2 separate regions of the Homo sapiens genome follow, and region 1 is linked to region 2. The links are chromatin loops, found by intact Hi-C in ENCODE. Cell type or tissue: PC-3. All regions are shown on one strand. Each heading gives the region's core, and the rest is flanking DNA. Links, peaks and the distances in the headings are about the cores only.

Region 1 (5,393 bases), core at 205-5,204, 68 kb after region 2:
AAACAATAATTTTAAATAACTCAAATTATTTTTTCCAAGTAATATGTGAATCTGAAATTATTGAGAGTTCAGTAAGGTGACTAGGTAACTCTATAAGTAAATAAAAATGTAATGGCTTCCTCAAATTGCAGAATAGCATGTCTTTGTGATGAAAAATTACATACACAAAATTATTTTAAAATATAGTTTTACTAACATGAGAATGTACTTATGATGTAATGTTAAGTTTTAAAATGTAGATCACCAAATTATACGTATAATGCCTTGCCTATATAAAAGATTATAAGCTGTGAAGAGATACATCAAAATGTTAACAGAAGCCAACGCTATGTAGTAGATTATGGGCAATTTATGTTTCATTTTTAATGCATTTTTATGTTTTCCCACAATGAGAAAGAATTCCTTTGAAAAAAATGTTAAATATTATCTTCATGTAATAGTATTAAACAATTTTATCTTGATATTTCTTTAAAAAGTTATGACCATTGTCATGGTAGTCAAAAGATATAGTTCAATGAATCAAACTCAGTTGAAATATTCTCCCTCTTCTCCAAAAGATACAATTCCAAATGAAATAAACATGACCAGGACTAAACCTGCCTACAAGGTTAAACCTCAAGTCTGATATGTCCAAACTTACGGGCTTTTGGAAAATATTGAGATCAAACCAAACAAAACTTTTCTCTTGTTGTTACCCTTGTTGTTTTAATAGCTGAAAAAAAAAAAGCACAGCTTTTGTTTTCCCAACCGTAAATGATTTACTTTTATTCAGATTTGTCTATCTGGAGCTTCCAGCTGCTGCCAAGACCCCTTGCACCAGGTTCCGCTGGTGGCAGCCCGTGTTCTCAGGGGAGGACTATGACCAGTGGGCAGTCGATGACATCATCATTCTGTCCGAGAAGCAGAAGCAGATCATCCCAGTTATCAATCCAACTTTACCTCAGGTATTCTCCTATGTCTGAACTCCAAGAAGACAGATAATTATAAAAGTGAATGGCATAAAGAACTCATTTCCTTAAGGATTTAGTGCTTGACACTGAATGTATAATATAAGTTTAAGGGCTTGTACTTAATTTTTTGTTACCTCTCTATGCTACCACTTCACAGATAATTTAGATGTAAAAAAGACTGAAGTCTGGTTAAATCATCAAGCAAAATCGTTAGTGTGTTTATAAAATGATTAGATACACAGTGGTAAAATACTTTCAGTTGTTGAATCATCAGGAGAAAAAGTTAATAGCAGTAAAAAAAAATAGAGATTCTTCTGTGTTTTCCTAGAAATGCAAATGGTACATGGCCCAGCATGTCATGAAATGAAAATTCCTTTCTTGTTTTCAAAGCTATCAAATTGCCTTTTGTTTTATTTGTATTGTTTCTATTAGAACTTTTATGAGAAGCCAGCTTTTGATTACCCTATGAATCAGATGAGTGTGTGGTTGATGTTGGCTAATGAAGGAATGGTTAAAAATGAAACCTTCTGTGCTGCCACACCATCAGCAATGATATTTGGAAAATCAGATGGAGATCGATTTGCAGTAACTCGAGATTTGACCCTGAAACCTGGATATGTGCTACAGTTCAAGGTATTTATGCACAAGCTTCTTCCCAGAGCAAGTTAAGGAGTAAAATATCTTCCAGATGTATAAGTGGAACTCACAAAGAACACAAATTTTTCATATTCTATTAAAGAAGGGACTCACCTGTACGAAAGCTTAACAGTGTTAGAATTGCGAAGCTTTTCAGCTCTACTCGAAAGCAGTTATTAGTTTTTAAGGAGTCCCAAAAGTTGTGGGTATACCATTTCTTTAGGTACTCAAGGAACTCTACCAGAATTAAAAATAAAATTGACTTTTAGAACTTCAATCTGATTGTGACTTAATGAATCTCAAGCTTCTAAACGATGATGAATAAGTTGTCCTTTTCATCTTGCTAGTGGTATTTGAACTTACAAGGTATTTTATGCTTTTGCTGTATTATTTTCAAACAAATTATCTTACTTAAATTCAGTAAATTTTTACTCCAGTCATCATTGTTCTCTTAAAAGCTTCTTGTTTTTCAGCTCTGTGATAACATATCAACATGTATAGCAAGTATTTACTTTGACAAGGTCTTGTTTCAGAACCCTAATCAAAATTTCATTGTGTTTATAATAAAATCCCATAGGTGACTTCTGGGGTTGAAAGTAATGCAGTTTTAATGAGCTAGCACAACTACATGGTCCTTACATAATGGCAGGATGCAGATGCTAAATAATTTACAAATGGAATTATTAAAGAGATCAGATGTTTATAGGCAGCTCTTCAAATACAATTTCCACAGGTCTGTAAACAAGGAAGTGAGTCATAAATAATATGATTAGTAAAATGTAACCCTTCCTTGTTTAGATTCTGATGCTAAACTACAATGGAAAAATATCAATAACAATATATGAATCTATATTCATTTGTTGGTAATACCTAAAGTAGTAACAAAATAATGTTAATAGCAAATATATTTGCAGAACACTATGCTGTTTCTCATCTGACACCTTTTCTATTTAATTAATCACAAACCATGGTTGTGTAGGTATTAAAGTCTGCAAGATAATATTCTGAAATTTTTAAAATCTAAATTTAAAAAATAGTGTTAAATATTTCAAGCATTTAAACAATGATCAGGAATGCACACTGCTTAGGAAAAATCTTAATTCTCTACCATTTGACCCAGCAATCCCATTATTAGGTATATACTCAAAGAAGTATAAATCATTCTACCATAAAGACACATGCATGTGTATGTTCATCAAACCACTACTGACACTAGCAAAGACCACCTAAATGCTCATCTGTGGTAGACTGGATAAAGAAAATGTGGTACATATACACCATGGAACACTACACAGCCATAAAAAAGGATGACATCATGACTTTTATAGCAACATGAGTGGAGCTGGAGGCCATTATCCTAGGCAAACTAATAAAGGAACAGAAAAACAGATGCCACATGTTCTCACTTGTAAGTGGCAGCTAAACAATGAGAACACATGGACACGTAGGGGAACAGCAGACACTGGGGCCTACTTAAGGATGAAAGGTAGGAGAAGGGAGAGGATCAAAAAACTACCTATTGGGTAGTATGCTTATTACCTGGGTGACAAAGTGATCTGTACAGCAAACTCCCGAGACACACAGTTTACCTATATAACAAAATTCAGATTACAATGGATTTTAAAATGTTGAGTAAAGAGGTCTACACAGTGAATACGACCTTTCTCTCAATTTGTTTAGCTGTGTAGTTAGAGGGAGACCAAAAATCAGGGAGAATTTTTATTTTCTTTTGTTTTATTTTTATTTTTAAAGATAGGAGAGACTTAAACATATGTATCTGATCCATAGAAGGTACACAAATAAATATTTGTTGAAGGTAGGCCTAAATCCTGAATGGAAAGTTTAAGATAAATTTTATGTTTAATACAGCTGAGAGTATGTCTACACTACCCTATATCTGATTTCTAAAGCACGAACTTGTCACAGAACTTCAAGTTCCAACCACTTGTCTGTGTTAGAAACAACAGCAATCATGGCAAATTTAAGACAAAAAGTTAACTAGGTGTGCCCAATGTGGCTGCTCTCACCACACACCAACCAAAGGCCACTGTTACTATTGAATAATGCAGTAAAAGGAATTTGTGTTAGAAGAGTTTAATCATGCATCTGAGAGGGTTAAGTTTTTAATTATATTCTTGATGTTTTACTATATAAACTTGGATAAATTGTGCACAATAAAATTTCTACTAACCAAATTATAAATTCTCTGAGAGATGCTTTCTAGCTGTGAGTATGGAAATAAAGAAGATACTAAATCTTCTTTTTAAAAACTAGATAAAGCTGCCTTACAGTCATGAGGATTAACTGATTGACCTCCTGAGCTATGGCTCAATATTATTAGTCCATGTCTCTCCCTTTATTTTTTTGTCGTATCATGTTCTTTTCATTCCTGATTTCAATTTTCCTTCTAAAAATCAGACTATTCTTATTTAGTAAAGTCTTTTACAACAAAATTTGTGGCTCCCGCCAACAAATGAAATAAGATGTAAATAAGCCATTCATATAAGATGGCAGGTAATTAAATGAACATGAGAAAAAGAGTTTGACATTTATAATTATGAAAAGTGTAATAAAATTCATTTACACATTTATTTGGAAATAAACTGTCTTAAACTATAATACCCAATGCCTAAACTGATTCATTTGGACTCAGCCAATACAAAATGAGCACAGATAACTAGAAAATTTTAAGTGTTTCTACATTTTGACTCCTTAATGCTACTCTCAGGAATTTATCTGGTGATGACAAATCAAAGAAGAAAGGTATATTCTCTGCAACGCTATGTATAACAGAATGTGGAGGAAAGCTCTAGATGTGTAATAACTTCAACTGTAGGACCAAAATATAGCTTCCCTATAAAGATCAGAAGAGAAAATAGAAAAGAAAGGACAGTTATGATAGGCCAGTGGGATTTAAGTTGTATTTTTACCATTTTTTAAATGTTGTTAATCCTATGATGAGTCCTCCATACAAGTACACCAAACAGTAACAGTTTCATTTCTGGATCATGTTGCTTATTTGATGCTGTGATAAACACTCAGCTGTTTCATCTAAGTTGACACTGATTTTATTTTATATTTATTTATTTATTTATTTATTTATTTATTTATTTATTGTTGAGATGGAGTCTGGCTCTGTCACCCAGGCTGGAGTGCAATGGCGTGATCTCAGCTCACTGCAACCTCCGCCTCCCAGGTTCAAGCAATTCTCTGCCTCAGCCTCCCGAGTAGCTGGGATTACAGGTGCCCGCCACCACGCTGGCTAATTTTTGTATTTTTAGTAGAGACAGGGTTTTACCATCTTGGCCATGCTAGTCTTGAACTCCTGACCTCATGATCCACCCGCCTCAGCCTCCCAAAGTGCTGGGATTACAGGCATGAGCCACCGCACCCAGCCGGTTGACACTGATCTTTAATGAGCTTTGGCAAGGAAACAGAAGGAGGATGCTTGTTCCACTGAAACCTTCCTGTACTGAAGAAGACAGCTGCTTCTCCATCTTATGGTTTCCTCTGTCTGTACCCTCTGAGGAGGGAGAAAAAAGCAGCTTCTTGGCATATCTTTTGTCTGAGACTCAAGAACCACATACACTGTGCTTCTCTCTTCTCTCCTATAATCCCAAGAAATCCACAAAATGAGTCCAGTTTTCTAGTAAAAAGTACCTATTGTTTGCTTAAACAAAGAATTCCAGAATCTATTGAAGGGTCTTGGTTGGGACTGAGCTCACAATTCCTATCATTGTAAATTCAGTGCAGACCCATTGGAAGGCACCCTGGATGCTGTAGCATCTAATTTGTTGAGTGATGACT
Region 2 (5,393 bases), core at 192-5,191:
ATTTGTGCTAATGGCATGAATTGTCTCAGAGGACAGGGCAAGGATGTGACTAGAGAAAGCAGAGGAAAGTGAGGACAGGATACAGTCAGGAAACTCTACAGGTTTCATTTATTTTCTGAAGATGGAATCCCTTAATCCCGCCATCGCTCAACAAGAATTATTGAGGATCTGCTGGGCATTGAACACTGTGCTAGGGTCTCAGGACACAAAAATAAGACGCAGATCCTGTCTTAGGAGCTGACATATCAGGAATAAAGAAAGGCATGTAAAGAAACAATGGCAGTGTACTGGGAGAAATTAGATCACAAAGGAAGAATCTAACAGTCTGAGATGGAGTGGTGGGGCTGGGTAGGAGGAGCCAGGAAGTTTGGGAAAGACTGTACAGAAAGGTGTTTGATATTTCAAGGACATCTTAAAGAATGACCCTGAGTTTGTTTGATAGACAAAAAGTTAAGATTCAGAGGGCTGACAGAATGTTTTAGTGACTTTGAATTCACATTGTATGGCAAAAGAGTTTGGGTACAAGGCAGAAGAGACATGGTACAAGGCGAGAGATTGTGCTAGAAATGTTCTTGGGCCAGGCCAAGAAGGACTGCATGTTCTGCATTAAGGAACTTGGAATTTGTCCAGATAGCAATGGGGGAGCCCCTGAAAGACTTTAAACAAAGGAGAGATGTAATCATGTATGCAGTTTAGAAATATCACTGAGTGTCTACTAAATAGAGTCTGAACTCCCCTCTTTCCAAACTCTCCATGGATTTGTTCCACTGTACTATTCAAATGTATTTTTTACTCTCCCCTAACACACATCCTCCACCAAGGTCTATTGATTTCTGCACTGTTAATAGTGTCACCCGTTTCTTTTTTTTTTTTTTTTTTTTGTGACGGAGTCTCGCTGTGTCACCCAGGCTGGAGTGCAGTGGTGCAATCTCAGCTGGCTCACTGCAACCTTTGCCTCCTGGGTTCACACCATTCTCCAGCCTCAGCCTCCCGAGTAGCTGGGACTACAGCCATGCACCACCACACCAAGCTAATTTTTTTGTATTTTTAGTAGAGATGGGGTTTCACCCTGTTAGCCAGGATGGTCTCAATCTCCTGACCTCGTGATCCGCCCACCCCGGCTTCCCAAAGTACTAGGATTACATGTGTGAGCCACCATGCCTGCTGGTCATTCCCATTTCTTAGCCTATAGTCATGTGATTTCGTCAACACATTATGCAACTGTGGTAAGAGCATAGGCTCTGGAGTCACACTGCATGGCTTTGAATACTGTCCTCTTCCTTTGCTAGTCATTCTTAACCTCTCTTCATCTCAGTTTCTTCATCTAAAATTGGGGTAGTAATGGTGACTACCTCATAGGGTCACTGTGAGAATTAAATGACTTTAATGTGTAAAGGCCCTAGAAAAGGATCTGGCCAGGTAGTTAGCACTCAATAAAAGCCAGCTATTTTTATTCTCTTCTACATATCCAATTACCTGTTTGATGAGACCCAGTTTAAATCCCATCTCCTTTTTGAAAACTTGCTAGACTTTTGCCAATTCTTATGACTTTTCATTTTATTACTATTTTCAATAGGTAAAACATCATACAAGTATTTATATTATGAGTCTGTCTTTTATAATTCACTGTTTCCTTAGTTCATTGATTTCCCAACTCAACTATAAGTACTTAAAGAATGAAAAGTATCTCAGTCTGGAGCATGGCTCTGATCACAAGTAGACACACCGTATACAAGATTGATTAAATTCATCCCTCTACAGGAAAACTATAACTGTGAATGTAATGTGTTTAAAGTGTATTCACTACCTAAAATTTGTGTTTAAAGTTTAATCATTGCCTAAATAAAGTGCCATATCTTTATTTCAGAATTATTCATTACTAAGTAAGTAAGTGTCCCTCACTAAAAACTAAATGTTATTCTTTATAAAGATTTGGCTTAATATTCTAACTCTAACTCTTAATCCCCCTTTTTTTTTAGATGGGATGTCTTGGGAGCTGTCATTGGTACAGAATGTGGAACGATAGAATCAGGCTTATCAATGGTCTTCCTCAAAGATGGAGAGAGGAAATTATGCACTCCATCCATGGACACTACCGGTTATGGGAACCTGAGGTTTTACTTTGTGATGGGTAAGTACATTTTCACAAACTTTGTTCACCGTGGGGCAAATCCTAGGCCAGCACCTATTCCTGAGGAAGTAAGATTGTTTGTTGTCAACTACGTAAAATGAAAATTCATGAAACGTGAGCTCTCCAGACAGAGCAGAAGCCTGTGGTACTCCCCCGTGTTTCAGGCCAGCCCCGCTGGAGCCAACCTAAAGAGATCTAGTCATGGCTTGCCATGATGAGGCCTGAAGAAGAAATGCCATAATACCTTCCTTCCACCTCTCCCTCCATGGTCATAGCTGAAAAGACAATGAGAGATAAGCTAAAACAAAGCGATTTCTTTTTCCCAGCTTCCCCCCAAAAATAGTCATCAAGGTGAGCCTTTGTTTTCATGAATATCTCATCATTGCATAACTCTTTTGTAGTAGGAAGCTGAGAAATTTAGGTTAATACTTTAATAATACTCTCTATTTTCTAATATGTTTGCAAACACATTAAGAAAAACATGTGTTCATAAGTTATAGTTTTCTTCAAAGTATTGTAGAGCAAATAAAGATAGTTGGAAAATTACCCAAAAAGGAGTTAGAAGGTTGAACTTTGTGACCTCCAAAGTTAATCCTTTTAGTCAACAAGAGCCACAGTTACATATTCTCTCACTGATGTCATTCCAGAAATGTGAGTAGGTGTCACATGCCTTCTTTGTTGAGTGACTGGAAAAGCACAGGCAATATCTGGAAGTGAAACAGGAAATAAACACTGTCTACCTTTGAACTTACTAGCAAAGATGTCAGTTCATCAGGACAAACAGATCTCCTGAGTCTAACTTCAGCATTGACGATTTATTTCTCTTGTATTCCTCACTTCACCTTTTTGATAATCATACAGCTCAGGGTTGCATGGGAAACCTCAGATTGTATCATGCTCTCAAGCATATTACCTATGTGATGCTAACTCATTTTCCATAATTATGTGTTTGATAACAGAGAAATTGTGCATATAAAATAAAGTAATATAGTCTCACATTTAAGGACAACCTCACCTTCACTCTGAACTGGTTTGTCTATTTAAAGGCCCAGAGCTCATTTTCTTTACATAATTAGAATTCAAACTGGCTCTCATTTTATCAAAAGGGATTCCTGGAAAACCTTAAGCCCTCCTCCAAAAAAGTTGTAATAAACATTTAGTATGCCAGCCTAATTTAAGTTTTTTCCCTTTTCCCCATTTTTGACACAATGTATTTCATACCATATTTTGATTTTATTATAATAAATTAACCATATTTGGTGATTTATATGAGATTAAGTCATCATTATATAAGTTCCTTTATATAATTGTCTTTATATAAGATTAATCTTTAATTTTTTCTGGAACAAAGCATATTATTAATCAATGAATTAAAACAGTATTACTATGATGGGGAATTGATTTGAGTGAGCCCAAAGAAGTACATTATCCCAAGTAAAAGCCTCTTCATTCAATTAAAACAGTAAGGAATGCCTACTGAATATAGAGCCTTAAGCCAGGATATATGGAGAATACAAATGGGGAGAATAATGTCACCTAAATCACAGAGTTGCTGGTCAAATGAGTTAATGTATGAAAAGCACTCAAAACTGCCAAATAAATATTTAGACTCAGTATATCTCTGTTGTTATTGATATAAAAATTAATCTGAGTTCCCACCCACAAGTACCATCTGACTATAAGGTAGAATGCAGTGTGCTGTAATGGAATGAAATGCTATGAGAGTATAGAGGAAGCTGTAATTGCAGTGGAGGGATTAGGGTAAAGCTTCATGAAGGAGATGGCATTTGAACTCACCCTTGAAGGATGGGCATGATTTAAATTTAAGGAAGAGAATTCCAAGCTAAGCCATTATGAAAAAAGGGCACAAGAATAAAGGTATGTCATATGTTTGGGGCTGGGTGATTTTCCCAATATAGATAAGTGGAAGCACGTAAGATGGAACTAGAAAAGCAAATTGGAACCAGAATAGTGTTTTCTTTAATTCCTACTAAGGAGTTTGGATTTTCTTTCTCTAGGTAGTGTGGAGCTATCAGAAAATTCCTGTTAGTTCAGCATTACATTATCACCTGTGTTTTAGAAAAGTAATTCTAGCAGGAGTATGATGGAAGATTGAAATAATCAGAAATTAAAGGGCAAGAGATCAGTTAGGGCAGGGTTGCTAGATTTAGAAAAGAAATATATGTATAAGAGAGTAAGTGTGGAATAGAATATTTTGATGTTGCTTATGTTAAGATCAGGTTTCTGGAATGCCATATGAAGGGAGAAATTCTATTCAGAATTCGAATCAGATTCGAAAATCATCCATATGCAGGTGATAACTGGAGCCACTAGAACTGCTATGTTCTCCCAAGCAGAAGGTAGCATAAGACAAACAATTCTTAGGGAGAACCCTCATCTAGGTATAAGTAGAGGGGAAAATAGTAGTAAAGGAGACTGAGAAAGAACATAAACAGAGGTGGGTGGAAGGTGTCATTGGAGCCTACAGGAGGAAGGAAGACAGTGGTTTGGGGGTAATGGCAGGGAGATGATCAACAGTGTAAGGAATGCCAGAGAGAGAGAGAGAGAGAGATCAACCAGGATAAGGGCTGAGAGGCCACCAGTGACTTTGGAGGGAGTTTCCCCAATGGTGTGGTGCCTGGAAAGCCCAAGTATAATACATGGAGTTAAAAATAAAAATAAAAATGTGTCACTGAAAGAGGAGGATGGCTACTTCAAGAGTTTTATCAGTAGAGAGAAGAAAAGAAATGGTGGCCAGATCTTGAGGGAACAGCAGCACCCAGGAAAGGTGTTTTTAGGATGGGATAGATGGATAGGATAGGGTAGGGTGGCATAGGGTAGAGTAAGGATAGGGTAGGTTATGGTAGGATGGAATATGGTGGGATACGATAGGGCAGGATAGATAGGATAGGACTGGACCTATAGAAAACACTTTAAAACTTTCTTGGCTGATGGGAGATAAAGCCATATGGAAAGAGATTTAGAATGAGATAGTTATAAGTAGCCCCTCACTAAATACAGTACCTTAGGAAAATCAGACTGATTGTTAATCTGGATTACATCACAGTCTCTCCCTCTCAGGCCCTGACTATATGTTCTGCCCTTGGTTCACATCAGTCTGCTGTGAGCATATTTCTGGAAAACTTGCTCAACTTTCAAAGTTCAGTTCAACGTCTATTTTCTTTATTCATATATTGACGTATTCAACACATTCATTGAGGACCAGTACAGAGCACTGTTCTTAGAACCAGAATGCAGTGTA

What was found. Hi-C counts contacts between places; a loop is a spot of excess contacts. Peaks named below come from ENCODE experiments on the same cell type or tissue, not always from the same donor. Only the 100,000 strongest peaks of a DNase experiment are listed, where the experiment ranks them.
Region 1: a loop joins it to region 2, with 4 times the contacts of the local background. A loop is called at or near these places in 2 of 110 quality-filtered maps.

What each region holds. Positions count from the first base shown.
Region 1 is chr7:103,589,872-103,595,264 of GRCh38, reverse strand. It overlaps RELN (reelin), which reads left to right. Exons shown (of 65, transcript NM_005045.4): 26 at 773-944; 27 at 1,383-1,583. Among named protein-coding and RNA genes, the nearest start is that of SLC26A5, 150 kb to the right of the region's middle. In PC-3, for the core only: no CTCF peak of the experiment used is centred there; no DNase peak of the experiment used is centred there; H3K4me3 peaks cover 745 bases; H3K27ac peaks cover 1,303 bases.
Region 2 is chr7:103,658,114-103,663,506 of GRCh38, reverse strand. It overlaps RELN (reelin), which reads left to right. Exons shown (of 65, transcript NM_005045.4): 12 at 1,980-2,131. Among named protein-coding and RNA genes, the nearest start is that of SLC26A5, 210 kb to the right of the region's middle. RefSeq lists an enhancer at 1,707-2,906. In PC-3, for the core only: no CTCF peak of the experiment used is centred there; a DNase peak (open chromatin) is centred at 2,786; H3K27ac peaks cover 1,335 bases.